2 separate regions of the Homo sapiens genome follow, and region 2 is linked to region 1. Evidence: read pairs that join two places in POLR2A ChIA-PET (ENCODE). Cell type or tissue: Panc1. All regions are shown on one strand. Each heading gives the region's core, and the rest is flanking DNA. Links, peaks and the distances in the headings are about the cores only.

Region 1 (2,816 bases), core at 8-2,507:
TTCCCTTGCTGCTCCACTATCTCCAGTGTGTCAGTCATGTCTCCTTCCTGGCTCAGGAAAGGTGATGTTCAGCAAAGAAGAAGGAATTTCTTCTACTGATCTCTTTTTATTATCAAGGATTTCCTTTCTCAGAAGTTTCTCTCCCCACAGAAGATTTCTCCTTCAGTATCATTGATCAATAATGAGTTACAACCCATCATTGAAAACGAAATGAGATCATCATGCAAGTCCTGATATTATCCTTTGGTTGAGGGTGGAGACAGGGGATTGCCTTCCCAGAACTTATGGGAGGAAGAACACCCAGACAGATCTGAGGCTTTGCTGACGAGGAGTCAAGGAGATGGGGTATGGCCTTTCGGTGGGCACAGCAGGTACAGCATTTAAATAACTATGGGACTTCAATAATGGAATGAAAGTCTATGAAACCATTACAAAGACTGAGGGAAAACTACATGGATCAACATTAAATGCCTTTCAAGGTATAATAAATGCAAAGCTGTATGTGTATTCTAATCTTATTTATTTATTAATTAATTATTAGTTAATGGCAAGTGGACACACCCCCCAAATCTGTAAGAATATACACTATATGCTTAAAAGTGGCTCTCCGTGCTGTGTGTGTGTGTGTGTGTGTGTGTGTGTGTGTGTGTGTGTGTGTGTGTGAGAGAGAGAGAGAGAGAGAAAGACGGGGGGCTTACTAGGAAGCTTCATGTTTGACATTCTGTATTTCTTGTAATACTGAATCTGTATAAGTATGCCTGCTTTTAAAGGGAAACCAACAACAACAGAACTCAAACATTAAAGAGAATATCTTAAATGGCCAAGTCTCGTCTTAAATGAAAGAGGTCAACTCAAGACATGGGCTCTTTTCCAAGAACAAACTAATTTGGAGGATAAGAGGGACCTGTCTGAAAGTTTCCCTTAGGAGCCCAGAATGTAAACTCCCACTGTGGATGAGCTCCTTTATTTTAACCAGCAAATACTCTTAACAGAAGAGCTGAGTTTTTACCACTCAGATCAATCTCCGTTTGCTAGAGAAAGGTGTTACCTCTGTTATGGGAAGTTGGTGGTGCTGATTCACCTCTAGGAAATCCATGGGCGGAAATCTTCCCAGGAGCCCGGTTGACACCAAGACCCTGTCTCCTAGACAGACCTCCCTGTGACCCAAGTGCCTTCCTGTGCCCCAAATGCCTTTGTCAGGGAGACAGTCAGAGAGTAAATCCTCTGGGGTCTACCTTTTACTTCATAAGTGGCTAACTAACTATAACTACTTGGACAAGTCTTCTATCTCTCGGAGTTCATTGAATGCCTCTGCAAATATAAGTATTCTTTATTTGATAGCACTGGAAATAAGGACTTTGAGTCATTAAAAAAATTTTAGAGCCAACCCCCTGGCTATCTGCAGCAATGCCCCTGGGAAGTCTCTTTGGTTACCATAAAAATAGATGGTTAAATTCAGCAGACGTTCAGGATGCAGTGTATATCTTTGATTAACTTATCCGGTGTCGGTTGGAAAATATGACATGGTATTATAAATGGAATAGGTACACTTCCCCACAAAAATACACAGACTGGAATTGTAGAAGGAAGCGGGGCTGGGCGGTGCGGCATGTTTACAGCAGCATGGTGATTTGAGATGGTCTCTATTCTTTCTTGAATTTATAACAGCATTTCCATGCCTAAAATTATTTTTCTAAGTACTTCCACAGTAAAAGGGGTGGTCCAGGTTGTGCTTTCTTTAGAAAGAATCTGAATTTTTAAAGATCATCTCTTCCTGCCCTTTAACCCCCCTGACCATGTGTGTGCATGTGCACGCGCGGGCACACACACACACACACACACACACCTGTTCTCCATCAATCTCTCTCTCTCTCTCTTTTTTTTTTTTTTTTTTTTGAGACAGAGTCTTGCTCTGTCACCTAGACTGGAGTGCAGTGGTGCGATCTCTGCTCACTGCAACCTTCGCCTCTCGGATTCAAGGGATTCTCCTGCCTCAGCCTCCCGAGTAGCTGAGATTACAGGTGCCCGCCACCACCCCCAGTTAATTTTTTTGTATTTTTAGTAGACTGGGTTTCACCATGTTGCCCAGGCTGTTTTTGAACTCCTGACCTCAAGTGACCCACCCCCTCAGCCTCCCAAAGTGCTAGGATTGCAGGCATGAGCCACCACGCCCAGCCTGTTCTCCATCAGTCTCTATGCTGGTGAACTGCAGAGCACCCACTCTCAGGAGAGAGCTGCAACTCAGCTCCCACCATGTACAAATTGCTCATATGTGTAAATTTTTCAAAGGAAGCTAGAAATTTTACTTTAAAAAAAAAAAAAACTCCCAGTTTTCAAACATTGGCAGCAAGCCAGTTTGTGTGTGTGTGTGTGTGTGTGTGTGTGTGTGTGTGTCAGAGTCTCACTCTGTCACCCAAGCTGGAGTATACTAGTATGAATCTATTTCACTACAGCCTCCACCTTCTGGGCTCAAGTCATTCTCCTGCCTCAGCCTCCCATGTAGCTGGGACCACAGGCATCCACCACAATGCCTGGCTATTTTTTTAATTTTTTTATAGAGACAGAGTCTCACTTTGTTGCCCAGGCTGCTCTTGAACTCCTGGGCTCAAGAGATCCTCCTGCCTTGGCCTCCTAAAGTGCTAGGATTACAGGCATGAGCCACTGTGCCCAGCCCAATCCAGTTTTATAAATGCCATGTATGCTGAACAAAACATGTCTATTTGTCAGATTCTAGTGGGACCACTAGCCTTGGACCTCTGCCCTGGGGCAATGTAGAACAAACTTGTTCTCTCTTCTCCAAAGGAGATCTGGAGGTG
Region 2 (2,816 bases), core at 60-2,559, 440 kb before region 1:
AAAATATTATGTGTCTAATAAGGAGCCAAATAATGCCTTTGTGGTATTAACTGTGCAATATTTCATAAAACAAGAAGTGTCTAGATTTCATAGAAATTATTTCAAAAATTGATAATACATGATCAACATATGAGGGATTAAAAGAATAAATTATCTCTATCAAGAATAGAGAATTAAAATGAAATGTTTAATGAGTAATAAAGTGAGAAGAGAAACAATACACAACGGCTTGGTACAGTGGCTTATGCCTGTAATCCCAACACTACGGGAGGCTGAGGCAGGAGGTATCACTTGAAGCTGGGAGTTTGAGAAGAGTCTGGGCAACAAAGTGAGACCCCATCTCGACAACGATAATAATAATAATAAAGAAAAATACATTAAAAATTTAAAGTAGATATTCAATTAAATTATTTCAGGGGCAAAGTCAAGGTGAACAACCAATACACATGTTTGTGAACTACTGGAAGAATAAGAAGTTGAAATTAATGAATATTGCATTATTTTTCTGCTGGTTGTAGAAAGTAAGTATTTTGTGATAAGGGAAGAACTGATCACAGTTCTTTCCCCTCTTCTCTTTCTCATCTTCCCTCTCCTAGGTGGGGAAAAATTACTCATTTTGAGGGAAGGTGAGCCAGAGAACAGTTTCTCCCACTGGATGCAAGGGACTGGGAAGGATTGGGAGAACAGCACATTCTCTAGGCAATCCTGAGTGAATTCCCAAAGGTTTTTCAGCAATCCCACTCCTTGTTCAGGTTGTTTTTTAAGAACAACTTTATTGAGATATAATTCACATACCATAAAATTCACCTTTAAAGTATATAATTTGGCAGTTTTTAGTATATTCAGAATTGTGCAGCCATCACAGTATCTGATTTTATAACATTTTCATCACCCCCAAAAGAAATCCTGTACTCATTAGGAATCACTTTCCATTCCTCCCCCACATCACCAGCCGTAGGCAACCACTAATCTACTTTATGTCCCTGTGGATTTGCCTATTCTGGACATTACACAGTAATGGAATCATGCAGTGTGTCCCCTACACTTTATTATTTCACTGGGGTTTCTGGAAAACCTACTAATGATCTATCTAAAAAAAATCAATCATCTCTTATGTTTCAGACTTACTGTAGTATATTTCCTCTACTTTTTCCATTACCTGTGTGTCATAAGTACTTTCAAGTATCCATGTTAGCTCATACTGAATAGGATAATATATTGCAGATTTGCAAGTTGTTGACAAGAAAATTTGACTTCCAAAGACAACGAAAGTAAAATGCTTGAGCTTCAGCTGACTTTGAAGGGAGTATGGCTACAATATATTTGACTACACAGATGGTTTTTACATTATCCTTTGATTACAGAATAAGAGAAACTGTGCTTCTAGTAGGAGTTAACTATATTTTAGAAACATTGTACATTTTTTCCATTGTTAAACTATCTTTTAAGTTTAACCTATTCATATTTGCTCTGGGAACCAGTAATTTTTGGCAGTCTGTTAAACATAATATTTAATACTGACTTGCCTATGTAAAGAGATTATAAGAATCTAATGATAGATTTTTATTTTTGTTATTCCTAGTTTTTGTAAATGAATATTATGAAAATGTTTACAATAGTAAGTCTTATAAACATTTTTATAAAATAGCCTCTTAAAAAGTGAGCTTTAAAGTTGAGGAATGGTAAATCTTTAGAGAAAAATGTAGTATTGTAAAGTAAGAGTAGCTGAGCGTTGAGTTATTTTACAATAGAATTTATAATGAGAAGGTTTGTTATTTTACCATCCTTCATAGTTTTACCATGCAGAATTCTCAATAGGCATTTGGGAAGCTTTTAATTTTCACCTCATTTTAAATTTGTAGTATTTATGTGTATTATTCGTTTCCTTAATAAAACTGTACTTAAAGGACTTTTTGTTTTACATGTATGTCTTGGAATGATGATTTAAAGTATTCAGTATAGCATAGTTGAAAAACATGGACTCTAGAATCGGTCTGCCTCCATTCACATCTCAGTCCCACCCATTTTTAATGGTCTAACCTTGAGCAAGTGACCTACACTCTCTGTGCTTTAACTTCCTCAACAACAATGTGAGAATATTAGTATCTATTGAATAGACCTGTTATGAAGATGAAATGAAGTGTGTATATATAATTATGTGCATAAACCCTTTAGCACATGGCAAGTGCTTAATAATACTAGCTATTTTATTCTCTATGGGGTGAGTATAGGAATAGTTTGGAATAGCAGAGATAACTGAAGATTGTTCAGCCAGAAATCTTCATTGTTTTTCCTTTCATTTGGTGATTTTTTATGTATGATGAACAAACTTCTCCAATTTTGTTTTCTGTATATGTTATGTGGCATATAAAATAATTTTTATAACATATAGAAATACTGTATTTCGTTTTTTATTTTTTGAAATATTGTATTTAAAATCAATTAAGCGTGTTATGCAAAAGAATGTTTGTTGCATTACAGTTTAAGAGTTAGGAAATTAATATTTTCTATTACTAAATTCTTTGTTAGAAAATACAGCAAAAATGAATTATTTATATATGTTGGCATTCTTCCTCTTTCCCTGTGACAGGGTTTTCCAGGTGACTTTGGAGACAGAGGCCCTGCTGGTCTTGATGGCAGTCCTGTGAGTACATTATGTTGGTTCAGCCTTGCATTCTAACATCATTCATACTTCATAGCACTGCACTTACAGTCCTTATTATCATATTTGTGAATAAACACTATTGGAAAAACAATCTCCACACCACTGTGCACATTCCAGTTTGTGATTTTTCAGCTTAGGAAATTAACCAAAA

The links. Peaks named below come from ENCODE experiments on the same cell type or tissue, not always from the same donor. Only the 100,000 strongest peaks of a DNase experiment are listed, where the experiment ranks them.
Region 2: POLR2A ChIA-PET joins it to region 1 with 13 read pairs; 2 of 35 experiments call an interaction of 5 or more read pairs at or near these places.

What each region holds. Positions count from the first base shown.
Region 1 is chr1:85,595,438-85,598,253 of GRCh38, reverse strand. No RefSeq gene overlaps it. Among named protein-coding and RNA genes, the nearest start is that of CCN1, 16 kb to the right of the region's middle. RefSeq lists a silencer at 134-428. In Panc1, for the core only: no CTCF peak of the experiment used is centred there; no DNase peak of the experiment used is centred there; H3K27ac peaks cover 1,561 bases.
Region 2 is chr1:86,033,698-86,036,513 of GRCh38, reverse strand. COL24A1 (collagen type XXIV alpha 1 chain) reads left to right here. Exons shown (of 60, transcript NM_152890.7): 13 at 2,591-2,644. Among named protein-coding and RNA genes, the nearest start is that of COL24A1, 120 kb to the left of the region's middle. In Panc1, for the core only: no CTCF peak of the experiment used is centred there; no DNase peak of the experiment used is centred there; H3K27me3 peaks cover 1,122 bases.